Linked DNA regions of Homo sapiens: region 2 is linked to region 1. The links are chromatin loops, found by intact Hi-C in ENCODE. Cell type or tissue: heart left ventricle. All regions are shown on one strand. Each heading gives the region's core, and the rest is flanking DNA. Links, peaks and the distances in the headings are about the cores only.

What was found. A loop is a pair of places that touch in the nucleus more often than their neighbours do. Peaks named below come from ENCODE experiments on the same cell type or tissue, not always from the same donor. Only the 100,000 strongest peaks of a DNase experiment are listed, where the experiment ranks them.
Region 2: it touches region 1 in a loop (2.2-fold over the local background); 3 of 110 quality-filtered maps call a loop at or near these places.

Annotation. Positions count from the first base shown.
Region 1 is chr1:186,189,415-186,199,203 of GRCh38, forward strand. It overlaps HMCN1 (hemicentin 1), which reads left to right. Exons shown (of 107, transcript NM_031935.3): 107 at 98-1,535. The coding sequence ends at 464. Among named protein-coding and RNA genes, the nearest start is that of PRG4, 100 kb to the right of the region's middle. In heart left ventricle, for the core only: no CTCF peak of the experiment used is centred there; no DNase peak of the experiment used is centred there.
Region 2 is chr1:185,820,381-185,830,169 of GRCh38, forward strand. The region is part of intron 1 of HMCN1 (hemicentin 1); the gene reads left to right. Among named protein-coding and RNA genes, the nearest start is that of HMCN1, 91 kb to the left of the region's middle. RefSeq lists a silencer at 3,144-3,344. In heart left ventricle, for the core only: no CTCF peak of the experiment used is centred there; no DNase peak of the experiment used is centred there; H3K27ac peaks cover 469 bases.

The DNA of each region.
Region 1 (9,789 bases), core at 911-8,910:
GCAGTGCCTAAAAGTTGTCATGGATCATGATCACCTATATCATGCCTCCTCCTACTTCCAGATAACTATGTGTATTTGATATGTTTGTTGTCCTTAGGTTCTGCCTCAAGAACTGTCCACCCAATGATTTGGAATGTGCCTTGAGCCCATATGCCTTGGAATACAAACTCGTCTCCCTCCCATTTGGAATAGCCACCAATCAAGATTTAATCCGGCTGGTTGCATACACACAGGATGGAGTGATGCATCCCAGGACAACTTTCCTCATGGTAGATGAGGAACAGACTGTTCCTTTTGCCTTGAGGGATGAAAACCTGAAAGGAGTGGTGTATACAACACGACCACTACGAGAAGCAGAGACCTACCGCATGAGGGTCCGAGCCTCATCCTACAGTGCCAATGGGACCATTGAATATCAGACCACATTCATAGTTTATATAGCTGTGTCCGCCTATCCATACTAAGGAACTCTCCAAAGCCTATTCCACATATTTAAACCGCATTAATCATGGCAATCAAGCCCCCTTCCAGATTACTGTCTCTTGAACAGTTGCAATCTTGGCAGCTTGAAAATGGTGCTACACTCTGTTTTGTGTGCCTTCCTTGGTACTTCTGAGGTATTTTCATGATCCCACCATGGTCATATCTTGAAGTATGGTCTAGAAAAGTCCCTTATTATTTTATTTATTACACTGGAGCAGTTACTTCCCAAAGATTATTCTGAACATCTAACAGGACATATCAGTGATGGTTTACAGTAGTGTAGTACCTAAGATCATTTTCCTGAAAGCCAAACCAAACAACGAAAAACAAGAACAACTAATTCAGAATCAAATAGAGTTTTTGAGCATTTGACTATTTTTAGAATCATAAAATTAGTTACTAAGTATTTTGATCAAAGCTTATAAAATAACTTACGGAGATTTTTGTAAGTATTGATACATTATAATAGGACTTGCCTATTTTCATTTTTAAGAAGAAAAACACCACTCATTTTATAAAATATAGTACAGCTACTATAAGGCTTGTTTGATCCCAAATGGTGCTTATCTTGATTGAACATTCAGAACAAGGATATTATTTTCAGTGATTTTGTGAGATCAGCTGAACCACTTATGATAATAATAATAAAAAAGACTGCTTTGCCCTCACGTCAGTTGTACATGGCATGGAACTTTAAAAATTTTAATATAAACTTTCATCCAGTTAGCTTCATAACTTTTACGTTCCAGAATTTTGTTTATTTTCCTGTCAATGAAAGCAATTTTTAAAGATACCAGTGGGACAGATTTGGTTTTTTAAAAATCTCATGTGTTCAAATTAACATAAATATTACACGTCAATACACTGTACATGGTGGTAATAGACTCTAAGCAATTGCCAAGATGTATTCTATTTTTATGAAGTGTATATATATTACCTTAGTGTGCATTTTCTATATAATATCTTGATGGACTCTTTTATAAAATTATTTTATAAAAAACAATGTTACACTAAAATCAGCCTAAATAAATTTTCACAACTTTTTTTCATAACCTTTTGAAGAACCTAAAATTCGTTTCCTTGCAGCTAAAACAGGGATTAAATTTAAAGTCGTACACGTAAACAGACACACAATCATGAGACCCCTTGAGAGAGAGGTAGTATTACTCACATTGTATAGGTCAGGATCCTAGGACAGAGGTAACTTATGTAACTTCCTTAAGACAGGACAGCTAGTGAGTGGCAGAAATGTCATACCTTCCCTGTCATGACTCCCACTGCATGAGTTTTTTCATCTACCTAAACAGCATTTTTTATATCTTATCTCAAGTGAATTCATCTTGTGTGATATTAAACTAGTGAAGGCCTAATTGTGACCTATGATTGAAGGATTTTTAACCTAGAAACACGTTATTCAAAGAAACCTGGAAAAAAATATCCACTCCATAGTCCAGCTGTCAGGCAAGTGATTGACTAAATCAGTGTTTACCAAAGACTGTTCTACAGAATACTAGTCTAGTACAGGTGTTTTTAGTCACAAGCATTCTATGATCAAACAAGTTTGAAAAATACTACATAACATATCCTCCTATTAAAGATTATCTATCGACACTAACAAAGAAACTTTTAGAAGTTCTGCAGTGAACAGGATGAATTTATTCAAGCCAACATTTTCTGAAAGATTTAATCCCAAATCTTTTTTCCCTAATACATTATCTCACTGAACACTTGGGGAAATGCTGATGTAATACAGTCAAGACGTCTGCTTCATGCCTAAATCCTTAGAAAGGACATTTTTATAACTAAGTACTTTGGTAAACAACTCCAACACCTGACCCTGATCATTGAGCTTCTTTCTAAAATTAAACCACATTAGTTTTGCTCATTTCCTCTGTGCAATATTCTACAAGCATAGAAATTGACAGGACAGTGACCAGACACGAGCTACTGCATAGTCATTAGTAGGAACAAACTTCTGGTTACTACAGTATTTGATTTGGAAATTCCTATTTGGGGAGCCAGAAGATCCAGCCAGAGTCTTGACTTTAACCAAGTACTTCTGACAACATTTCCTTGAAATTTATCTTAAGCATGCCAGTGGTTGAGCAGAGGTAGGCAATGAGATCAATCACCAACCCTGAAAGTTCCCTTAGGATACACGGCAGGGTGGGGAAACCCTCCTTCATGACATCTAGCAGAGCTGCGAGGAGCAAACCTTCATCTTGTATATTGCTATGACAGTCCTCTGAGCCTGCAAATTCCACAGATACACTAGATAGGATGACTAGCAGAAAGGGGAAGGTCTCCAAAGGAAGGAAACCAAGAGAGCAAATGAGAGATCTAATGGGTAATCTTTGACTCACATACATTCAATCCCTTATACGCCAAATGAAGTCTACCTACAGTATAATTACTTAATCCGATATTAACCTAAACAGAAGTGTGATCTACACCAACAGTCAACATACTTTTTTCTATGAAGATACAGACAGTAAATATCTTAGGCCCTTTAAGCCATGTGGTCTCTGTGGCTACTACTCAAGTCTGCTGTTTAGCATGAGAGCAGCCGTGGATGGCACATAAACATGTGCTCCAGTAACACTTTATTTACAAAATCTGGCTGGATTTAGCCTGCAGGTCATAGTTTACCTCTGATCTACAAACTGGGTATAAATCTTTTTATCATTCACAACAGCCCAATCTGAGCTCAGAGCACACATGATAGTCAAGGCTCTGACCAGTTTTGTAGTAGGCTGCTGGCCTCAGCACGTGCAAGCCTTCCACATCTCTAAAACCTGTTCTCAAGCTTTACATTAACCCAGCTGCAGACTTAGCTGTTAGGCTGGCAGTCATATCCAAGCCCCACTCTCCCTTCATAAATGCACACATGCACACAGGAGCATGCTTTGCAGGGTAGGATAACAGCACATTTACCAGAACTTACCATTTCACATTTCAGTTCATCTGAGTGAGTCAGGTAGGCCAAAGATTGACACTCCTAAAATACAGACCCATTTGTCCGGCTGGTTACCTGACATTTTCACTTGGCTCCTTAACTAACTCACTCAGACTTACACATCCAGCATATGGTTGATCCAAACCCCAACCACATATCTCCTGCTCTCTAGCAGCTGTCTAGTTGCAGTGGGCATGTGACTCCATTCTGTCCAATAAGATGTAAGCAGAAATCGCTTTAAAAGGGGTAGTCTTTGTGGCATACCAGTTTGGCCTGTGTTTTTCAATCTTTCCATACTCAGAATGTGGACAGAGATTTGCCAAGCATCTTGCAACAATGGGGCAACCACCCTGAGGATGAGAAGGGAGGAAGGGAGGGAGGGAGGGAGGGGAGGAGGAGGGGAGGGAGAAGGGAAGGAGGAAGGGAGGGAGGGAGGGGAGGTAGAGGGGAGGGAGAAGGGAAGGAGAAAGGAGGGGGAGGGGAGAGGATGGGGGAGGGGGTGCTGAAACCTTTTATATGACTTTGTTGAACCACTCTGCAGCACTGGAATAACTACCCCAGGACTTGTAATCGTTTGAGTCTAAAATCTCCTTACTTAAACAATTATTTGTTGGACTGTCTCTATTTACAGCTGAATACCTGAATGCCTACCGAATGATCCTCCAAACCTTTTCCTACCCTAGTCTTTCCTAACTATATTAATTGTACTACCATTCATCTAATCACCCCAACTGAAGCCCTGGGATTCACTAACTTCTCACCACCTAAAATGTACACATTCAGTCCATCAAAATAGAAGTCTCCGTCTCCCCTGCTACCATCCTAGGCATACCATTGTCACATGATGCACTCCTACCCAAGTTCCTCCGCCACTCCTGCTCTGCTGTACTCCATTTTCTACAAGACTGGTCTTTTAAAAACACCTATCAGATCACATCACTCCATCAATAACTCTCCATTCTTCTTTCCTTTTATAACCTAAATGTGTTAGATGATCTAGTTTCTCCCTACTATGTCAGCTTAGGTAAGCTGGAACTACATTTCCTGTCTCTGAAAGTTTCAGAGCATAGGCCACATGAGACATGTAGCATGAGATTTGAAAAGTATAAGTGAAGCTGCAGCCACATTGCTTTTACACTTGGAAAGTCACTGCAGGGGTACCAGGTACTGTTGCAAGTCATGGACCCCATCATTATCTGCTAGCTCCTCTCGGTGGATCAGGACAATGGTGGCCCCACAGCCATTCTACTTCCCACTGGATCCTTCATCTTCTACAATCCCTGAGCTAGATGTGTGTCTACACCTGTAACAAAGAACCCCAGCTTTTCCTGCATGAGACCTACATCATTGAAGTTGGAAAATTAAAGATGGTGAAAGATTGCTATGGACAGAATTGTCTCCCCCAGATGTATACGTAGAAGACCTAACCCTCAATGTGACTGCATTTGGAGATAAGGCCTAAGGAGTAACTAAGGTTAAATGAGGTCATAAGGGTGGGTAGGATTAGTGCCCTTATAAGAAGAGACACCAGAGATCTCTCTCTCTCATGTGATGACACAGTGAAAAGGCAGCCACCTGCAAGCCAGAAAGAGTGCTCACCAGAAACCAAACCCTGCCAGACCTTGACTTGGGCTTCCCAGCCTCCAGACCTGTAAGAAAATACATTTCTGCTGCATAAGCTGCGCAGTCACTTGTACTTTGTGATGGCAGCTGAGCTGACTCATACAGAGACCAGCACAGGTTCTAGTCCATCATGGGTTCTATCCATGTTTGTGGGTTTCAGTTCCTCTCATGGATTATTTTAGTGAAAATGGAGAGCACAATAGGGTTGCCTGCTTGCTTCTAAGTGCACTGAAGAAAGAAAATAATGAGCTCAGGGCTTTATTCCCAACACAAAAGGGAAATGAAGTAGAATGGTGACCCAAAAGAAATCTTTATCTCTTATAACTGCAGGGCTAAGGTTTCCAAACACACACATACACACACACACACACACACACACACACACACACACAAACTAATCCTGAGAGTGGCTGAATTACGATGCGAGTTAAATTCCCAGCCCCATGATGCCTCTTATGATAAAGTTAGGACATGGATTGAAAAAGAAGTATGGCCCTAAAATTTGGGATGGAGACATATGAGAAGATTCTGATGAAGCTGGAAACCTTGAACTCCAAATTTGATATGTTTTCCTTGCCAACAGCTTTCCCTCTTCTCTGAATTTAGTCTTCCTTGCCTAAATAACCTGTAATGGCCTCTCTTGAGGTCTGTTGCAAAAGACAGATGATCCTCTCTGGAACTGTCCCCATTACCCCTTATTGCTCCTAGACCTACAGCCAGACTCATGTCTGTGGAATCCAATAACAAAAAAGAAACAAAGCATATATTTTATATATCTTTTTCATTTTACTTTTCTAGTTATTTGTATTATATTCTATGAAAGTAACCATCTATAATAGACTACAACTTAAAAAAAAAACAGATTGGAACTTAAAAAAAATTACCAAAGGTAATTTGAAAAACATTGCATGGCACAACACCACGAACTAAAGATTATAAGCCAGTATTTCACAGAGAGGGAAGCTGAAGCTCAGAGATTAGATAACTAGCTGCAGAGTCATCACTAGTAGGAGATGCAGAGTTAAGATTTGGACCCAAGTCCATCTGACTACAAAACCTAACACTTGCCAATACTCTGAATAAGGAAACTCCTCTTAATCTGTTCAGAAACATCTGCTTACTTCCAACCGTTACCACTGAAGTATGAAGGTGACCATACTGCTCAGCTTGGTGCTTCGTCAAAGTGCCTTCAAGTCCTCAGGTCTCCCAATACACTGGGACATCAGCTCTGAAGATTAGTGTGGTTGCAGATATTACTTATCCTTCAGAACCAACTGTTGGAGTTCAGCTATGCATACTCTAGGGGTTTGGTCTAACATTTTGTTAACAGTTTCTGAATTCCTCTGATGAATCTGAAGGAATGAGATGTGATGTCAAAAAAAGTTTTTAGCACTCCACCTTCTCTATGCAGGAGGTTGAGGTTTTACAGTCATGATTAAGTCAACTGAAATCACAGAGAAAGACTGACAATCAGTTGGTTATTTATCTGGAAGGTCTCAAGACCTGAGTCACTGTAGCCCTCACAAACAATCACCTGCAGTGGCTCCCCTTATCCAGGGTAATCCCAGATTTCCCCATAACTGGACCCCAGCTTACCTTTTCAGTATTTATGTCATAATAATTCTGTTGTATGTACCCTGTTTTCCATGTAATGATACCACACATTTTCCATAATCCAGGTTTTCTTCTATTTTTACATGTTAGAATGTTCTCCTTTCCAATTCCACATACTCATTTCTCGCCATCTTCAAAGCCCTATTTAATGCCACATCTTCCATAGAGTCTTCCCTAATCTTTTAAACAAAAGGTCTCTCTTCCATCTCTTAAGTCAGTCTATCTCCGTACCTCTCATTTGGCACTTCTTACCTTCTGCTTTGTATTATGGTTGCTTGGCACATGCATTTTCTTGTCTACTAGACAGCAAGAGCCTTGAATCCAGTTCATCCATTATCCTGCACTGCTCTTAGCATGGAGCATTCTAACTAATATTTACCCCACACACTAAGTGCAAGGATGACTGACTAATCAATGGATTAAGATAAAAAGAAACCCAAACTTTATCATGATTGATATGGTTTGGCTCTGTGTTCCCACCCATATCTCACCTTGAATTTTAGTAATTCCTACATGTCAAGGGCAGGACCAGGTGGAAATAATTGAATCATGGGTGTGGTTCCCCCATGCTGTTCTCACGATAGAGAATTCGTTCTCACAAGATCTCATGGTTTTGTAAGGGGCTTCCCCCTTTGCTCGGCTTTCATTCTGTCTCTTGCCACCCTGTGAAGAGGTGCCTTCCACCATGATTGTAAGTCTCTTGAGGCCTACCCAACAATGCGGAACTGAGAGTTTATTAAACTTCTTTCCTTTATAAATTACCCAATCTCAGGTATTTCTTCATAGCAGCTTGAGAACGGACTAATACAATGATCAAAGCAATCCATAGGTTCAATCATTCATCCATTTATTTATTCAAAAAGTATAGACTGAATGTCTACTATGTGCTGGGCTCACTGATAAACATGAGAAATCCAAACATTTAAAGATATTTATAGCCCAGTGAGAATTCATATGTAAAAATAAACAATTATAAATTATTATAGTAATTACAATAGAAGTCAGTACAAAGTACAATGGAAAGATAGGGAACAGAGTCCTAAGTCCACCTGAGAGAAGCAGAAAAGAGTCCACATTTCAGAGAGTAAGGAGGACAAAAGGACGTAAGACACACCCTTTCCTTTAAGAAAATTTCTCAGAAATTCCCACACAATATTGTTATTTATATTTCATGAGCAAGAACTTAATAGATAGAAGAAAAGCAGAGAAAGATAGTTTTTTGGTTGAACTCCATGCTCTGTTCTATGAAGAAGAAAAGACAACTAGGAATCTGCTACAAGGTGCTGCAAGAACTGGAAATGGGTACCAGAAAGAGGGGGAAGGGGTTCCTTCTTCCCAAACTGTGAAAGAATGGGGGAGATGTTTGATGACAGAGGAAACACTGGGTCTATCTGTTTTGTTTTTAATATAAGAAAGAGCCAAAGGCTATAGGGTGATTAAAGATAAAGGAAAGAGAGAGTAGAGCAATATTCTAAAAGACATGAAAAGATTTTACTCTAAAGCATAGAAAGGGGGATAATAGATGAACAAGAGGAGTTGACTTAGTCTTCTAGGGCTGCCATAACAAAATACCACAGACTGGGTGGCTTAGACAACAACATTTATTTACTCACAGTTCTGGAGGCTGGAAGTCCTAGATCAAGGTGTTGGCAGGTTTGGTTTTTCCTGAGATCTTGCTCCTTGGCTTACAATGGCCGCCTTCTCACTGTCTTCCTATGGCCTCTCTGTGCCCCCACATCTCTGATGTCTCTTCCTCTTCTACAGGGACACCAGTCTTACTCACATAGGACCACACCCTTATGACTGCATTTAACCTTTATTACCTCCTTAAAGGCCCTATCCCCAAATAACCTCACTTTGGAAGTAGGGCTTCGACAGATGAATTTTGGGAGGACACAATTCAGTCCATCACAGGAGTAAATGGCAGAAAGAACATAAGTATAGGTGAAGTGGAGGTTGGTTGTCAAGATTGTGTGCAAAATAAAGCCATATGCTGAGGGTTTGAGAGTTTAGGATGGGGTAAATTTTTGTGATAGCTCCTATGGAAAATAGAAGATGGAGCGAATTAGAAACATCTAAAGGATGACTTAGCAGAGACAGAGGTCCAGCTGACATTGAAAAATCAAACATTTCTGGCTCCAATGCATTCATGTGACTCTCAGTATTCAATCAGTACCCAATGGCCTGCATGAAAACACACAAGAAAACAAAAACATAGATAAGTTGATGCAGAACTAAAGATTTGCAGGATTTGAGAGAGGAGAGACACTGCCAAACTCAAGTAAGGATGTATGGAATGACAATTGTGCTACAAATAAATATATCTGTCACTATGAAGACAAGAAGTTAAGGGAGTTCATATTAGTTCACACTAGATGGTCTCTATCTTTTCTGTGAAATAGAGGTCAAAACAAAGGTAGCAATTTGAAATTGGGGGTTTGAGAAGAAGAATTAAGTTGTGAAACCACAGGTAAGAAGAGTCAGAAAAAGACTTCACAAGGCATCTGTACTAAAATCGGCAAATGTTGCTAAGAGAATAATAAAGATCAGATAACTTGAATATTTACTGACAATGGCATGTATAAGTGTATACAGAGTGGAGAATGTACGTGGTTCAGTTTGTCCATAATCCAAACTTCTGAGTAGGTAAAGTGCAGGGAAGTTGGGACGATGGAGTTGATGATGCTACTGAGAGTCATGTCTGAAAAAATGGATGGTGGATTCTAGGCCAGCAACAACTAAAACCAAGAAATGAATAACAGACCGAAAAAGCAAACATTAAAGGCCTGAAGACACATTCATTTACCCATTGTAAAACTCTTTTCTTTTTAACAGATTTAATTGGGTGTATAATTTTAAAACCATGTATTTTTCATCTTAAGTATAAAATGCAATGTTTGTAAAATTCACAGAGTTGTACAACTATCACCACAATCTAATTTTAGAGTGTTTCCATGACTCCAAAAAGATCCATCATGTTCATTTGCAGTCATTCCCTGATTTTATCTCTAATCCTAGACAACCACAAGTCTATTTTCCATCTCTATATAGACTTTCCCTTTCTGGACTTTTCATATAAATGCAATCATAAAATATATGGTCTTTTATGTCTG
Region 2 (9,789 bases), core at 743-8,742, 370 kb before region 1:
CCTAAGGCGTTCCTCATTCATGTTTTTTTTAAAACTGGGTCTTCAAAATAAGAAGCTGAGACAGCCCCGAATAATGTTTTTAGTTGGTAGAATAGTTCATCAATCAATCTTGCTCAAACTATTTATAATAGAAGTAAGTGAAAGACATGGTTCCTAGTGATTTCAATCTCAGATTAATCTTCCTCTGAACATAAAATTGTTTTCTTGTACTCAAATAAGGTTATACATAGTAAATTTTTAAACAGTCTAAAATATATTTAAACTTGTGGTGCATATTAGTCTTTAAAGCTTTGAGATTTAGAGGATTGGTATGATTAAAATCAAGCTGAAGGCCATTCGCTAAAAGCATCTGTCATCAGAGAGTACTTTATGGGAAACAATGTCAATAGAATATGTAATATTTTAGTGGTGTATAGCAATATTTTATGTCTGCAAAGCGCTTGCCATAAACTACAAGTGAAATGGACCATCTACCTCTACTGCCTTCAGATGGATGAAGATATTTGCTTATGTAGATATTAGAACACTCATTTTAATATGTGGATTTTGAATAGAGACATTTTCTTGATGAGTTCTAATCATCTAATTTTAAACATTTAGAAATCAGACACCTTTATTGATGAAAACATTATGTACCTGTAATATATATATATGTACATGTAATATATATATATCTATATATATGCTTATAAGTCACAGGATGTACTATTGCTGTAATATATTTTGTCAACTTTAAAGCAAAAGCTTAGAGATGGTTGAGATAAGTCAATAAGAGCACAAATGTCTTCATACAGATATTATTGTGTACCTTTTTGGTACATGTGCACCTCTCTGTAAAGACCACCAGTATAAAGGATTGCATTCTTTGGTATAACTTAAGGTACATACATTGAGAGGAATTCTGAAGAAGTTAGCTCTAAATTTTGATTTATCTTGTTTAAAGAGAATAATTATATGTCATTAGTTGTTGACATATGTTTGATGCAAGGGAAATGAATTGTCTTATTGGTAGAAAGGTTTAGGAAACTCATACTCGTATTCTGTCATATAATAATAGATGATGACTAAGCTTAAGGGTAGCATATTATAATCTCTACTGAGTTGCCAACAGTGATGGCCAATTTCTTATCACTAGCTTGTAACTCTTGGAATTAAATCATGTAACTCTTAAAATGTAATTCATATATCACATATATGAAAGTCTGATGACAATTATACTCATGTACTTGTATACTATGTTTCAGCTCTGGTCTGGCTCTGCTTTTTTAGACTTGCTGAGAGGTATGGAGCCAGTCTTGTATCTTACTTTTTGAGCCAAGGAAGACTTTAGAGCAAGGCCTGCTCATGGTTCTCTTCTGCTTGGTCAACTTGAAAAAAGGCTCAGTAAAGCCAAGGAGAAAGCTGGCATGGGGAATTGCCTTGGCAAGCAGTGGTGACTCTGCAGGCATGAGAGATAGTGTGCTTTGCCCTGGGAAATAAAGCTATTACCTGTTGATTGCTTTGCTTTAAAAAAAAAAAAAAAAGCTTTACAACAATAGAAGAACCTCAAATGAATATTGCTAAGTGAAAGAAGCCAATCTGAAAAGGCTATGTACTGTATGATTCCAACTACATAATCTTTGGGAAAAGGGAAAACTGTGGAGACGGTGAAAAGATCAGTGGTTGCCAGGGTTTGAGAGGAATGAACAGGTGGAGCACAGAGGATTCTTGGGGCAGTGAAATTACTCCATGTGGTAATATAATGGTAGGTATATGTCACTATACATTTGTCCAAACCCATACAGTGTACAACACCAAGAGGGGGAGCCCTAAGGAAAACAATAGACTAGTTGATAATGATGTGTCAATGTAGGTTCATCAGTTGTAACAAATGTACCACTCTGGTGGGGGATGTTGATAATGGCGGAGGTTGTGGGGCGGGGTGGGCAGGAGGTACATGGGAATCTCTGTTCCTTCATCCCAGTTTTGTTCTGAACCTAAAACTTCTCTGAAAAAACAGTCTTAAAACATAAAATAAGCTTTATGTTCTCCATCTTTCCAGGAAACTGAGAGGCCCCCAAAACACCCAAACTGAGTGTTCTAGCTCCTGCCTGCCTGATCAACATTCTTATACTAACTTGAAGGGTTTGATAATGTTAATGTAAATTAAATCAACTCCTTCCTCACACAGCTACATTAAAGTACTTGATTAAGTCTACTATGACTTCTAAGAGCGCATTCTGGCTGCCAGTAAATGTTTTGAAATAAAAGGTTAAATTTAAAATTTTTTCTATTATTATTTTGTTGAATATCAATTTTAGTGAGATTCAAGGGCAAAGTAGTTGCCTGGCAGGAGTTAATGCATCCAAAGTAAGTAGTTTTGCTGAGAATATAGGTTTTCTCATTTATGACTTTGTATTTTAAAAATTGATAGTGTTTTTCTCAGGAAAACATCCCTGTTTTGGGCAGGAAGTATCTTATTTGACTGATAATACTTCAGATTCAGGATTTTTTGTTTGTTGATGCTCCTTTTAGAAAACTTAGAAACTATATAAAATATAAATAACAAAACAAAATTAGCAAAATTTGAACAATCTCACTGTTAAAATTTGATATATTTCACTCATCTCCTCTTTCACTCTCCCTTCCTTTAACTTATCTCACTCTTTTTTTGTTTCAAATGAAAGTTATATGGGATATTTTACATTTTACTTTTTTCAGACATTATATCATGAGTATTTCTCTAAGGAATGAATACCAATAACATTATTGGTAAAATGTCACATATGGACCCAAATTTATTTCATTAACTCCTACTGACTATTAAATGATTTATTCCCTCTAAACTGGAAATTTTGAATAGATGTGATAATTTCTCCAGAGCAATGCGTTCTTGAGAAAGATCATTTTCTGGAAAAAGATAGTTCTTTTTCATAATCACCAGCAAAATTTTAAATATTTATATGCTGATATTTTCATGAGCTTTCTGTAATATACAAGGCAAACATGTAAAACAACTGTGAAAGTGTAGGCAACATATAAAAAAATTGTTCTTTGGTGTTTAAGGTAAAGTGTAAATAATGTTAATTTCATGGTAATAAATACTGACAGATTTTTTTTGTTATTTTTGATTTGGATGTCTCAATTGACTGCAAGTTTGATGTTGCCTCAGTTTACTACAGACTTCTGACAAAGATGCTTATTTTCATGACCAGTCGGTCATGAGCTTCCCAAGTGGCCATCTCTTGGCTTTGTGGTTTTAGTGAAATCCAAGTCAGCTCCACTGAGCTGTTCACATGACTGAATGCCAGAAGATAGACATGAAATACAATATCCTGTTCTGGAAAAATAAACCACCCAAAGGACCTGTGTGTCTTTCCTTATTTCTTTTTATTTATAACTTAAGAACTAAAATTTAAACAAGAAGCAGCATTTTGAATTCAGAACTGAAACAATACAGACTTCTAGAAATGAATAATTAAATTACCTAGGTTCATAGCGCAGTCAAGTGTGTTATATTTGTGTTGCTTTTCTAATGTGCGACTATTTCTACTTTTTATTTATTTCAAACATATCTGAGCACTTTGGAACTAACAGCAAGTAGATTTTTGTTTGTTTATTTTGTCACCATCATCACCATTCTATGGGGAACTGACATGGCATATTTCTGATAGAAATGGGAGTCTATTTAAAAATATTCTGTGCTTACTGTGAGACTTAGATGATAGGATATTTTTGTTAACTCACATGTCCTGAGTACTTGGCTTTATGCTTCAGCTTGTTTAATACTCTGAATAACCCTGACAAGGTCTCTTCTAAAGATGAGGAATCTGAGGCTAAAAGAGTTGCCCAAATGGTTTAAGATGCTAGTAAGTGGTTAAACAAGATTGGAGCTCAAGCTGTCTCCTTCAAAGGCTATGTGTATAACCACTAAACTTATTAACCCAGACAAAAGCAATCTCCTCTTTCTCTAAACTCTTGTGGCTTTGTTTGTACCACACGTATCTCACACAGTCTGTTTGTCATTAATTTGTTATGTTTACCTTCTGACTAAATCATAGGCTTTTTGGGGTCAGAGAATTCTCAAATTGTGTAACCCTGTAAATATACCCTCTCTGCAAGCTACACAATGCCTTCTGATAAGATACTAATAAACACTCAGGTATTAATATCCTACGCTAAGCTCTGGTTAGATTATCGGGGAGAATGGACACTATATTGGTTGTAGGCATAACCACAATTGAAACTATGAAGACTTTTGGAGTTTTCATGGGGAAGGGGCTCACTTTTATTGCATGTCTACTATATGTATTACTTTACATACTCTGTACCATTCAATTCTAAGCAATCTGTCAGAATCTTACAGATAAAGAAACTGAGGTTCAGAGAGATTAAATAACTTGCCATAGTAACTAGCAAAACCAGAACTGGTATTCATGATTGTTTTATTCGATAGCCTGTGGTTTTTTCAAACTTTTTTATTCCATCAGAGCAATATATTTATTTTGTTAAAACACTAAAATAGTATAGAAATCTTTCTGAGCAAGAGTTAACACTAAGGTTAACTCTATTATTGCGGCCAAAGATAGAGAAAGAAATAAGTGGAGCATTGATATCTAATGATTACTATAATGGCTGATGTACTCCTTAAGGAAAGAGTTTTATTGCCATCATTATATTAGATTTTAATATAATAGAAAGTAAAAACAAGAAATTGTTCAGAATGTTGTTAAGACTCAATAAATACTTATTGAACATCTATGTGTTAGGAACTATGCTAGTTGTTTACACAGATATTAGCCAAACAGAAACGCTGAGGAGGGGTACTTCCAAGTGTATTTTACACAAAGCATACACCAAAGCTGAGAGTTAAGTAACTTGTCCAAATTCACACCACTAATAATGTAGAAGTAGTATAATAGCAAAGGTCTTCACTTTAAATTCAGTGCTTTTTCTATTATGTCTGGTTTTAGTGCTGTATTTAGGGGGTAACTTTTAAAAAATTTAATAAAACTTTATTTTGAAAGAAGGAATGATTTGTGCAGTGCTTTCTTCGTTTCGGATGCCAAGAAAGTATGGTAGCAAGTGCTAACTTCTATTTGTAAATGTGTCTGAAATATTGTGTGTCTGGAGTTTTCATAAATGTAGCAAGCTCAAAAAGTACATGAAATAATGATAATCAATTCTGCCCAAAACAAAGAATTTGTAATCTTACTCTCAAATTGTTTGTCACTTGAATTCTTGTCTGTTTGTCATTATATTTATGTTACCTTTATTCAAAGTTTACATTTTAGGTAGGGGGTAGATCAACATTCTTCATCTTTGTCAAATTCATTGGCAGGCAAATTTATGGTAGTGTTTGGCCAGTTGCTTAGGGGACAAAACCAAACAGCATATTGATTGTGTTATGTTGGGCTTTGTGGTTTTACAGCTTAGGAAATCCAGTTCTTGTTTAATAGCATGCAACCATTTCTGTTCTAAAAGGTTTTTCTCTTACATATTACTAGTGGTTTAAAAAAGTATTTGGAGGAGACGAAAGAAATTTAGATTCCAAAACAAAGAAATAATACAATCTAATCAGGGATTATTTTGTTTCTATAAAAACTAAATATTTAAAAGTTATCTTGGGAGAATGAGAATTTATTTGAGTGGGGTTCAGAGTAAAGACAAATCTGGGCTGTGCTATTCATTTGTAAAATGAAGATAATACCCAACTTGCAGGGCTATTTTGAGGCATATACAATAAAGTAGTTTTATGTGTTTTACAGTGCCAGACACAAAGTAGATGGTTATTATTGTTTCCTTGTATTTCCAATTCAATTCCTGAATGTATAAAACATGGATTTTGAGGATATTCGATTAAGACAAAAATTAAAGAATTTAGGATAGAATGTCTGATTTGAATGTGGTAGTTTAAAGTCACATTATCACCTCATCTTCGCAGAAATTATCCAAAGCAACAAGGTAAATGAAAAACAGAAATTTAAACAACCATATTTGGTGATGCTAAAAGACTGCTAAACTCCAGATCCTCCCAAAGGAGGAATGTCTTCCCAAGGCAGTAGACGTTGTAGATTAGGATGAGGAGATGGAAAACAGTGGAGGCAGTGCAACAGCTGTGCAGCTACGAGACAGCCATTTATGAAGATGAGGGATACACACTGAGATGCAATTTCTGAGCTCCATTATTATAACAGGACAAACTAGGTGCACCAACTTTCTCAGACCCAGTTGGTTCTGAGCAGTAAAAAAGATGGGCCAACCACATGAAAACATAGACCAGTCTTCATTGGTTGAGCAAACAGCCAGTCTTCATTGCAGTAGAGAAAGGATAGTTTACATTAAGAAAACCATCTCAACTACCATGTCCATTGATTGAGGAAGTGTAAAAAGGAAATAAATACACAATCAAAATCCTACATCACAGGAAAAATTGCCCTTAGCCTGGAATATGTCTCCATTCCCTTCGCCACATGAACTTCCAACAAATAGCTGGTACAGAAAAAACTCACCAGTTTCAATACTATATGATACCAAAAAGGATTAGCCTAAGATCTTTTTTTAAAAAATTGCTTGGGAGGCCAAGGTGGGCGGATCACGAGGTCAGAAGATCGAGACCATCCTGGCTGACACAGTGAAACCTTGTCTCTACTAAAAATAAAAAAAATTGGCTGGGCGTGGTAGCGCCTGTAGTCCCAGCTACTCGGGAGGCTGAGGCAGGAGAATGGCATGAACCCGGGAGGCAGAGCTTGCAGTGAGCCGAGATCATGCCACTGCACTCCAGCCTGGGCGACAGAGCAAGACTCCATCTCAAAAAAAAAAAAAAAAAGAAAAAAAATTGCAAGAAAAATATGAGGAAATGAAGAGGGAAACCAAAAGCTCAGGAGAAAATAATAGCTAAACAAAACAAAGTAGTGTGCCATGAAAGAGATGAAAATTGTTACTGAACATTGTGCTATAAATTTAAAAATAAAGTAAAACAAAACTTTAAAGAAATAAGTGTGTTTATGAAGGATGAATGCCAATAAAAAATAAAAGAACTCAGAGAAGAGATGGTAGGTGAACAGTGGTCTCAAAGAAATGGACAGGAAAAATAAAACCACTACAGAAATCAAGGAAAAGTTGGCAGGAGCACAAGAAAGAATAAACACTGCTGAAATATAGCAAAGACCTTGAGAGAGGATGAATATGAGGAAAGTGAGCAAAATGAAAGAGAAATTTAAGAGTTTTAAAAGATTAGACAGAAAATGGTAGGTAGCTATAGAAGACAGGCAAAGGAAATCAAGTATGCACATTTTTGGAGTCACGAATAAAAATGAAAATTATGTCACAAAATAAATATTTAAAGATATAAATTAAGATAATTTCCCTAAGTTAAGGAAGACTTGAATTTACATGTTGAAAGGCATACTAAATCCAATGGAAATTGCCCCAGTGCCATAAACATAAAAACATATCCAAGTAAAATTCAGAGATAATGAAAGACTCCCTTGGGTGGCCAAGAAGAATGTCTCTTGTAGGAGAAATAGATTAATGTGATCTTGAACTACTTTAGAACACACTGAATGCTAGAAAATAATGGAGCAAAATCTATGTGTTGAGTGTGACTCAAGAATTTTATAACCAGCAAAAATGTTGTTCAAATACAGAGGCAATAGCAAACAATTTTGAACACGCACAACTTAGGGAATATTGTTTACATGAAATATCAGGAAATTTTTAGAAGAAAAGTTAAGCAAGAGGTGTCTAAAAAGTATACAACAAAAATACTAACCATGAGCATTGGATTTATGCAATTCTTTGACTAAGACTAAAATATGGGGATTAGGGTAACAGAACAGACTGTAATGCAAATTGTACTGATAATAAAAGTAATAAGCCTTATAAAAATGGATAAAACAGGGAAAGAAAGTGGAAGCATAGTAAATACATGTATTTTAAATGCAAATTTAAAATAAGTGAGGGTCATGGTCTTGATGTTAAACAAAACAAAAATAACACTTTATAAAGATTGAGACATTCACAGTGAAAATAAAGCAGTGAAATGTATCTATGTACTAACAACATCAACATTCATAGAACAAAACAATAACAGAAGATATAGAAACATATTAGAGTAAGAGACTTGAATTTTCTTCCATAGTTGATGACAGATAGAAGACAGAAATATCTACATCTATAGAAGACCTGGTTAATATAATTAATACACATCTAACTGATGTATAGAACATTGTTTCCTGAAAACACAATACTTCTTTTCAAGTAGCCATGGAGTGTTAACAAGAGTCAATCCTATACAGCACCACAAGGAAAAGTGCACTCATCACAATGAAATAAAACTAGAAATTAATAACAAGGGAGGTAAATTTTTTAAAAACTTCATCAAATTTAAAAATCTCTCTTAAACTCATGTCAAACAGGAAACCCAACCTAAATTTTCTAAAATTTAGAAAACAAAGGTAATATAAACATGACATATCAGAATCTATGGGATATAGATAAAACTCTCAGAAGAAAAGTATACCCTTAGTACTCTGAGTAGTGAATTAGGAAGTAAGAAGAAAACAACAAAATTAACCTATGCAAAGCAAAATGAAGTAATAAAGCAGAAATAGATGAATTAGAGATAAAAAGAAGTACTTCTTCTTTGGGAAACTAAACTATTAGTTAATAAAATAAAATGTACAGTACACAAATACACCATGTAAAAAAGGATCATAGGGAAACTATCTTGAAATGCTGAAAATTTAGTCATAAAAGATTTTGTTTACTAAACTCAAGGTGAACAATTTGAAAAATTGAATAAGATGGTTAAATTTCTTGAGAGAGATGATTTTCTAAAAGACTCCAAAGCATACAGAAAATACAATTGAAGCCTGGGCATGGTGGCTCACACCTGTAACCCCAGTACTTTGTTTCATTTTTTTTTTCTAAAAAAAATAAAAGGGGGATACGTGTACAGAACGTGCAGGTTTGTTATATGGTATACATGCGCCATGGTGGTTTGCTGCACCTATTGACCTGTCTGTCCTCTAAGTTCGCTCCCCTCACCCCTTACCCCCCAACAGGCTGTGGGGTGTGTCATTCCCCCCTCTGTGTCCATTTGTTCTCAATGTTCAACTCCCACTTATGAATGAGAAAATTCGGTGTTTGGTTTTCTATTCCTGTGTTAGTTTGCTAAGGATGATGGCTTGTAGCTTCATCCATGTCCCTGCAAAGGACATGATCTCATTCCTTTTTATGGCTGCATAGTATTCCATGGTGTATATGTGCCACATTTTCTTTATCCAGTCTATCATTGGTGGGCATTTGGGTTGATTCCATGTATTTGTTATTGTAAATAGTGCTGCAATAAACATGTATGTGCATGTGTATAGTAGAATGATTTATAATCCGTTGGGTATCTACTCAGTAATGGGATTGCTGGGTCAAATGGTATTTCTGGTTCTAGATCCTTGAAGAATCACCATACTGTCTTCCACAGTGATTGAACACTCCCACCAACAGTGTAAAAGCATTCCTATTTCTCCACAGCCTTGCCAGAATCTATTGTTTCCTGACTTTTTAATAATCACCATTCTGACTGGTGTGAGATGGTATCTCATTGTGGTTTTGATTTGCATTTATCTGATGATTAGTGATGTTGAGCTTTTTTTCATGTATTTTTTGGCTGCATAAATGTCTTCTTTGGAGAAGTGTCTATTCATATCCTTTGCCCACTTTTTGATAGAGTTGTTTGTTTTTTTCTTGTAAATATGTTTAAGTTCCTTGTAAATCCTGGATATTAGACCTTTGTCAGATGGGTAGATT